Regions from separate parts of the Homo sapiens genome. Here region 1 is linked to region 2. A link is an interaction called in ENCODE POLR2A ChIA-PET data of the cell type or tissue named here. Cell type or tissue: K562. All regions are shown on one strand. Links, peaks and the distances in the headings refer to the core of each region. The heading gives the core; the rest is flanking DNA.

Region 1 (4,388 bases), core at 290-4,289, 67 kb after region 2:
GATATGGCAGGGTAAAGATGATGGACAGTGCTAGAGGTGGGGGGAAGAGTCCCTGTTTTATCTCAGAAGATCAGGAAAGGTGAAAATGGAGCAGAGACTGAGGGAAGTGAGGAAAGGAGCTATGTGGAGATCTAGGGAAAGAGTGGTCCAGGCAGAGGGAACAGCCAGCTCAAAGGGGACTATTTGATGGTTTCTTCCTCCATTTGATGGAGTCCAGGTAAGTTATCCAGAGTCACAGACTAAGTGGCAGAGCTAGGTTTCAAACCCAGGTTCTGTAACTCTTGACTCATACCTCTTGAACCATGCTTCTTTACCATGTTTTGTGGGACACAGTAGCTGCCTTAGCAAGTGGTTCCACGTTCACCACCTCCCCCTCTGATTGGAGTTTGGCCTCCTGTGTCAAGGACAGCATGGCTGATTGCCTGCCTTGGTATCCAGCTTCACTTGTTGCCTCTGCTTTTCTGCTTTGTGTATTCATTTCTGTGGTCTGTATTAGAGACAGTGAGATTGTGTGTACTCTTCAGGCAGCTTCAATAAAGCACACTTTTCCTTATGTAAAGCTGAGACCCAGACCCTGAAATAGTGTGACTTGGCCAAGGCAAATTCCCCTTTACTAGTCAGCAATTAGGGTAGCCTCTGTGGGCAACCTGTGTGTCTCACATCACACCTTCCTTCAAGCTCCTTCAAGAGCTTCCTTCAAGCCACCTCTGGGGCTCTTTGCAGAGGTGATATTTGAGTTGGCCTTGAAGGACATGGAGCATTTCAAGAGGTGGAGATTGGGGAAGGATTTTAGGCAGAAAGAAGTGTGTGAGCTGAGCAAAAGCATCAATGCTGGGCCACTCAGGGACCTGGAGAGTAGATGCCTGTGTGTTGGGGAAGCAAAGATAAGGCTGGACGGAGAATTTAGGTCATGTCATGGCAGCCTTTAAAAAAATTATTTTTGGCCAGGCGTGGTGGCTCATGCCTGTAATCCCAGCACTTTGGGAGGCCGAGGCGGGCAGATCACGAGGGCAAGAGATTGAGACCATCCTGGCCAACATGGTGAAACCCCGTCTCTACTAAAAATACAAAAATTAGCTGGGCATATGGTGGCACGCGCCTGTAGTCCCAGCTACTTGGGAGGCTGAGACAGGAGAATCGCTTGAACCCGGGAGGTGGAGGTTGTGGTAAGCCAAGATTGCGCCATGGCGCTCCAGCCTGGGCAACAGAGTAAGACTCCGTCTCAAAAAAAAATTATTTTTTTGAGACAGGATCTCACTCTTGTCACGCAGGCTGGCGGGCAGTAGCATGATCACAGCTCACTGCAACCTCAGCCTCCCAGGCTCAAGTAATCTTCCCACCTAAGCCTCCTCAGTAAATAGGACTATAGGTGCACACCACATTTAGGTAATTTTTAATTTTTTTGTAGAGACGGGGTCTTGCTAGGTTGTGCAGTCCGATCTCAAACTCCTGGCCTCAAGCGATCCTCCTGTCTTGGCCTTGCAAAGTGCTGGGATTACAGGTGTAAGCCACTGTGCCTAGTCTGGTTTTAAGGTTTTGGGGAGCAAAAGAAGCACATGTGCATTCCTGAAGTCTTTGAAAGACTGCTTGGGCAGCCAGGCGCAGTGGCTCATGCCTGTAATCCCAACACTTTGCGAGGCCGAGGCAGGTGGATCACCTGAGGTCAGGAGTTCAAGACCAGCCTGGTCAACATGGTGAAACCCTGTCTCTACTAAAAATATAAAAATTAGCCAGGGTGGTGGCACGCACCTGTAATCCCAGCTACTGGGGAGGCTGAGGCAGAAGAATCGCTTGAACCTGGGAGGCGGAGGTTGCAGTGAGCCGATATCGTGCCACTACACTCCAGCCTGGGCGACAAGAGTGAAACTCCAACTCAAAAGAAAAAAAGAAAGACTGCTTGGGCAGTTGTGGGGAGCACAGGTTAGAGATGGTAACTGGTGGAAGAGAGGCTATTGCAGGAGTCCAAGTATTAGATGGGAGCACCTGAGCACTGAGTGGAAGGACCAGATTCCAGAGACATTTTGGAAGTATTGATGACAGGTCCTGCTTACAGGTTGATGTGGAAACTGTAGGAGCAGGAGGAGCTGAGAAAGAATGATGTCAGCATTTTCAGCTTGGGTGACTCAGCAGATCACTGTGAACTGACACACAATACACAAGAGAAGGGACAGGGACAGGATTTGAGCATCTTGAGTTTGAGGTACCGGGTGTGACATCCAGGTGGGGATGTGGGCTGGGAGTTTGGGGTGGAGGGTAGAGCTGGAGCAATGTCAAAGCTGAGGCTGAAGGAATAGAGGAGGTGTATGAGCAGACAGGGACTTGGCTTATCTAGAGGGAGGCAATGAAGGAGCTGTGGAGGAGCAGTTCGGAAGGCTAACGTAAGCGAGGACTGTTAGTTGTTGTTGTTTTTGTTGTTGTTGTTTTTTGAGACAGAGTCTCACTCTGTCACCCAGGCTGGAGTGCAGTGGCGCTATCTCGGCTCACTGCAACCTCTGCCTCCTGGCTTCAAGCGATTCTCCCATCTCAGCCTCACGAGTAGCTGGGATTACAGGCGCCTGCCACCATGCCCAGCTAATTTTTGTATTTTTAGTAGAGATAAGGTTTCACCATGATGGCCAGGCTGGTCTCAAACTGCTGACCTTGTGATCTGCCTGCCTCACCCTCCCAAAGTGCTGGGATTACAGGTGTGAGACACCACGCTTTGTTGGCCATGCTGGTCTTGAACTCCTGACCTCAGATGATCCACCTACCTCAGCCTCCCAAAGTGCTGGGATTACAGGCGTGAGCCACCACGCTCGGCCACAAGGATTGTTTTGATGAAGGCATTGCTGGGATTGTTTGACAGGGCTCAGCATCCGATGTCCCCACATCTCATGGAGACAGCAGAGTTGACCTCCCCTGGATTGTTTGCTCAGAAACGAGGGTTGCTTCTGCTCAGCCTGTGCTTCTTTCCTTGGCCTTTGTGTGTGCTGTCCTCTTCCCCTGCACATGACCAGCTTCCCTCTGCTGAGGGGAAACTCCTGAAAGTGGAGATCCTGAGTTCTCCCCCATTATTCTCCAGGAAGCTTAGCCTAGAGCTGTGCCCTGTGAGGCACAGAACACTAGCAAGGGGATTGAATGACTGAACAGAATGGGTGGCAGTGGTGATCTTGGTCCCCTGCTTTGCTTGGACGTTGAGGCCAGCCTTTTAAGGAGAACATCTTGTTTGAAGGAATGGGTATAATTTGCTCTCTGAATCTTGAGTTGCTTCAAGCTTACACCATCCATCCCTCTGTCCATCCATCCACCATGTACCAGATTTTTGCCAATGTAAATATCTACTAAAAGTTAAGCACTTTCAACATGGAGGTTGGGGGTCTCCTTGCACTTTTCATGCCCTCTGAGGTAGATAGTACTCCCCTATTTTGCAGATGAGGAATCAGATAATTTCCCCCGGTCACACACAAGTGGTAGAGGTGGGATTCACACCCAGGTTTGTCAACTTCAAAGCCCCCGTGCTCTCAATCACTCGTGTTAGAGGCCTCCCTGGAGAGAAGATGACCATGTAATTTATTATCCAAATTGGAATCCTTTATAAAAAAGTTTTATTGAGTTATAAGTTACATACCATAGCATTCACCTATCGAAAGTACAATCTTTTTAGTTTTTAGCATGCTTACAGAGCTATGTAGCTACTACCATAATCTAATTTTAGAACATTTTCATCCTCCCCAAAATAGACACTTGGGACCCATTAGCAGTCACTCTCCATTATCACCACCACCCAGTCACTGGCAACCATGAATCTGCTTTCTGTCTCTATAGATTTGCCTGTTCTGGATGTTCCAAATAAGTGGAATCATATTAATATGTGGTCTTTTGTACGTGGCTTCTTTCACTTTTACCGTGATGGTTTCAGGACTCATCCGTGTTGTAGCATGCATCAATACTGCACTCCTTTTTATGGCTAAATGATATTCCACTGTATGCATATGCCATATTATTTCATTTATTCATATGTCCACAAATGTTGGGTTGTTTCCATTTTTTTTTTTTTTGAGACGGAGTCTCGCTCTGTTGCCCAGGTTGGAGTGCAGTGTCGCGATCTCAGCTCACTGCAACCTCTGCCTCCTAGGTTCAAGCGATTCTCCTGCCTCAGCCTCCCAAGCAGCTGGGACTACAGGCACGTGCCACCATGCCCAGCTAATTTTTGTATTTTTAGTAGAGATAGGATTTCACCATATTGACCAGGCTGATCTCCAGCTCCTGACCTCGTGGTCAGGCTCCCAAAGCGCTGGGACTACAGGTGTGAGCCACCGCGCCTGGCCTGATTTAGTCTTGCTGTGTCGCCAGGCTGGAGTGCAGTGGCGCAATCTCGGCTCACTGCAACCTCCGACTCCCTGGTTTAA
Region 2 (4,388 bases), core at 152-4,151:
CAAGATAAGGAACATGCAGCAGCTGAAGAGGGAGATCAGAATAAACAGCTGTGCCCCCAGGAGAATGAGCTCCACATTCCACTCTTTGACCCCACCCCCAATTCCCACTTCTCCCAAGTGCCTTCCTGCACCCCACCCCCATCCACGCACACTCAGTGTTCCCACCCGCTCCAGGGGCCTCCCCTCCAGCCTTGGCTCAGCTCCCTTAGAGCTGCCTTCCTTCCCCCAGTCCCCTGAGCCAGAGGCTCTGGGGCCGCTCTCCAGCTGTCTGGAAGGAGTGAGTACTCAGGACAGGTGGCCGGAGGCAGATGGAAAGGGGCCTCTTCCAGGCTGGACTCCACCTGCCGGGCTGGGCCACCCTCAGACTCTCCCCTGGGCCGCTCCAGGAAGGCCTGGGAACACAAGAGGGCCAGGCTGTGGTGGTGAGTCTGGGGAAGGCGAGGCAGGACCTGGGGCATGGAGAGGAGACAGTGGAGTGGTCCTGGAGGCCGGGTCTGTGCACATCTGGTCAGCCTCACTGTGGGTGGGCCTTGCCCTCCAGGAGCCCACAGTCCAGTAGGGGAGACAGACAGCAGGTACCAGATGTGCCTCCTGAGGTGGTCTCTGCACAGCTCTGGGAGGTCATGCCTCATCATAGCCTCATCATAGTATCTAGGGGTATCCCCAGCTCCACAGAACAACCAGAAGGCTCCATATTTCCTGAGGGTTCAAGTCACTGCCCCAAACACCCCATATTACTTTCTAGACATACTACCCTGGGATTTAAAATTTAAGAGAAGGAGCAGATATTTCTGTCTCCTGGAGCTGGACCAATCCCTCAGGCCACCACAAGTATAATGAGCACCCCTTCTTCTGTGCTACCCCCATACCAGCTCCAACCTGAGCGGCAAGACCCAGATGGACATGGGCACCTAGGGGCTTTGGGGCAGCACTGGTTTACCACGTGTCCCTCCATATCCTGAAGATGTAGGCCTCCGTGGACACACCTGTATTCCTGAGCTGTGCATGGCCTCTGTCCTGGTTGCACAGAGGATTGGACCCACAGGGCAGATGGGTGAGTGTTTGCCTCAGGTACATTGGACATCTTTGCCCTTGGTGGGAGAATGGTTGAAATAGGGAGGCATGGTGCATTCCAGAGGCTGCCCATTGTCCTGGCTGTCTGCAGGGAGGGCACCCCCATCCATCCCCAGTGCCCAGTGAGAGGAATTTTTTTTTTTTTTTTTTTGAGACAGAGTTTCACTCTTGTCGCCCAGGCTGGAGTGCAATGTTGTGATCTTGACTCACTGCAACCTCCACCTCCGAGGTTCAAGTGATTCTCTTGCCTCAGCCTCCCAAGTAGCTGGGATTACAGGCATGCACCATCATGCCTGGCTAATTTTGTATTTTCAGTACAGATGGGGTTTCACCAAGTTGGTCAGGCTGGTCTCAAACTCCTGACCTCAGGTGATCTGCTCATCTCGGCCTCCCAAAGTGCTGGGATTACAGGCATGAACCACTGTGCCCGGCCCCAGTGAGAGTATGTGTGGGGGTCTCACTGCCCTCTTAGTCTCTAATTGCTGGCAACCTGGCATGGTGCCACATCACTGTATTTAAATCCCTCCTTTGAGGCTCCCAAGGCCGTCTAATGTCCCACATCTTTAACAAACTACTGGACAGGTGTCCCCTTCTATAGCCACTGCCAGCCAGCAGACTCAATAAATATATGTTAATAATAGCCAGGACTAGCTACATAGTTTGCAGAGCCCTTGTTCAAAAACTATTAAGAATTTCAAGGCTGCGTGCAGTGGCTCATGCCTGTAATCCCAACACTTTAGGAGGCAAAGGCGGGAGGATCTCTTCAGGCCAGGAACTCGAGACCAGCCTGGGCAACATAGTGAGACCCTGTCTCTAAAAAATAATAAAAAAAAAAAAAATTAAAAAATAAAATAGCTGGTGGTGCCTGCTTGTATTCCTAGCTACTCAGCAGGCTGAGGTGAGACAATCACTTGAACTCAGGAGTTCGAGGCTGCAGTGAGCTATGATCATGCCACTGCAATCCTACAGTCTTGGCAACAGAGTGAGACCCTGTCTCTTAGGAAAAAAAAAAAAAAACCGTTTCAAGGTGGTGGTGACAGAGCATTAACCAAGTTTGGGACCCGTCCTGAGCATGGGACCCTGTGTGGCTGCACAGGTCACAAACCTATTTGGCCTTGAAAATAGCGAACACGAACGTGTATTGAACACTTGCTGTGTGCCAGACATTGTGCTGGGCTGGGTGCTTACCACGCATAATCTCATTCCTTCTTCTCAACAGCCCTGTTATCCCTACTGTGCAGATAAGGAAACTGAAGCTTTAGCTGAGTCATCTCCCTTGCTGAGGTCATCCCGCTCCTAAGTGCTAGAGCTGGGAACGGAACCCAGCTCATCTGTCTTTGGAGCCTGAGCTCTTTACCCATGCCTGTGGACAGCTTCAGCCTTCAGTGGCAGGGAGGCTGCTGGCGGAGGGCAGCTGCTTCCCTTGCCACCTTCTGCCATATCATGAGCAGGAAGGAAGATGAGGCAAGAAATAGCAGCCGACAGTGTGGCAACGGTGACCGTGGTGGTAAGGGTGTCCAACCCGGCAGAGGCGATGGGCAGACAAAAATGAGATGGGCACAGGAATTGTCTGAGCTGGAGGCAGCTGATAGATAGCACAGCTGTGCTCTCCACACCTCGCCCAGCATGGCCATCGCCGAACCCACTCCTCTCTCTCCCCTGATGTCACCTCCAGCTCTGCCTCTCTCTTCCTCTTTATGGCCACAGTTTCCTCTCCCCAGCTCTCTCTTCCACTCCTTCCCTGGCCACCCTCCACCAGGGAGGTCATCAGGTCTCCTCTCCAGCTGTGTCCTCCGTATTCCCATGCTTAGCATCATAGTAAGAGCAGCCACGATTTAGTGAGCACCTACCACATGCTAGGCACAGTGCTAGGGACTTTACAAGTTTGTAATCTTCTCTCCACAAACCTGTAAGCAATTTTTACCCCCATTTCATAACGGGCGGCCGGGCGTGGTGTCTCACGCCTGTAATCCCAGCACTTTGGGAGGCCAAGGTGGGCGGATCACCTGAGGTCGGGAGTTTGAGACCAGCCTGACCAACGTGGAAAAACCCCGTCTCTACTAAAAGTACAAAATTAGCCGGGTGTGGTGGCAGGAGCCTGTAATCCCAGCTACTTGGGAGGCTGAGGCAGGAGAATTGCTTGAACCCAGGAGGCGGAGGTTGCCGTGAGCTGAGATTGAGCCATTGCCCTCCAGCCTGGACAACAAGAGCAAAACTCTTGTCTCAAAAACAAACAAACAAACAAACAAAAAAAACTGAGGCTTAGAGAGGCTAAGAGATCTGTCCAGGGTTACACAGCTGGTGAGCAGTGAGGAGGAGATTTGGGCTCTGGTGTTAAGCCCACACACTTTCTGCCCTCCTTACCACCTTCCCCATGGGTTGGGTTGGCCTGAGTACAGTGGTTTCCTGAGCAGGGAAGGAGATACGCAATTGAGAAATGGTCAGTTCGAGGGAGGAATAAATTGGGTATGGTGAGAGAGACATTCACCTCCAACCTCATTTGGCATTAGGTGGGGGTGGAGTCGGGTGTCTTTTTTTTTTTTTTTTTTGAGATGGAGCCTCGCTCTCTCACTCAGGCTGGAGTGCAGTGGCGCGATCTCGGCTCGCTGCAAGCTCTGCCTCCCGCGTTCACGCCATTCTCCTGCCTCAGCCTACCGAGTAGCTGGGACTATAGGCGCCTGCCACCAAGCCTGCCTAATTTTTTTGTATTTTTAGTAGAGATGGGGTTTCACCGTGTTAGCCAGGATGGTCTCGATCCCCTGACCTCGTGATCTGCCCGTCTCGGCCTCCCAAAGTGCTGGGATTACAGGCATGAGCCACCGCGCCCGGCCTAGTGGTGTCTTAACCACCTGGAAGGCACTCAGACACTTGGGAAGCTGACCTGATGGAGGTGAAGGGCTGGAGACATGGATGAGGACAAGGCCCCTTTTTCACGCCTTTACCCATCAGCATCTTGGCACCAAAGAATGGGCTGGGATAGGAACTAGGGGAGGTTAGGCTGCTGTAACACAGACTCCAACAAGAGTGGCTTAGCAAAATGGAAATTTCTCCCATACAGATCCGGGTGGGTGATCTGACCCCTTGGTGGTGTTGAGGGCCCAAGCCCCTCCTGTGCCCTTGCGTGTGGGAGATGGCATCCCACCATGGCTGCTGGGTCCGTCAGCCAGCCAGTGGGGAGGGAGGAAAGTGACGAGAAAGAAAAGGCACTGCCCTTCCTTTTCAGAGCATGACCTCAAAGTTGCCAGATGACATCCCTTTGGTCACCAGCTGATCACATGCCACACTTAGCTGACAGGGAGTTTGGGGAACATACA

What was found. Peaks named below come from ENCODE experiments on the same cell type or tissue, not always from the same donor. Only the 100,000 strongest peaks of a DNase experiment are listed, where the experiment ranks them.
Region 1: POLR2A ChIA-PET joins it to region 2 with 12 read pairs; 11 of 35 experiments call an interaction of 5 or more read pairs at or near these places.

Annotation. Positions count from the first base shown.
Region 1 is chr6:41,959,605-41,963,992 of GRCh38, reverse strand. It overlaps a transcript of CCND3 not described here. Among named protein-coding and RNA genes, the nearest start is that of CCND3, 20 kb to the right of the region's middle. RefSeq lists a silencer at 2,896-3,093. In K562, for the core only: no CTCF peak of the experiment used is centred there; a DNase peak (open chromatin) is centred at 2,142.
Region 2 is chr6:42,026,675-42,031,062 of GRCh38, reverse strand. It overlaps a transcript of CCND3 not described here. Among named protein-coding and RNA genes, the nearest start is that of TAF8, 22 kb to the left of the region's middle. RefSeq lists enhancers at 1-406, 155-916, 2,389-2,438, 2,178-2,472, 2,218-2,512 and 2 more. In K562, for the core only: no CTCF peak of the experiment used is centred there; DNase peaks (open chromatin) are centred at 2,332, 2,772 and 3,518; H3K4me3 peaks cover 1,420 bases.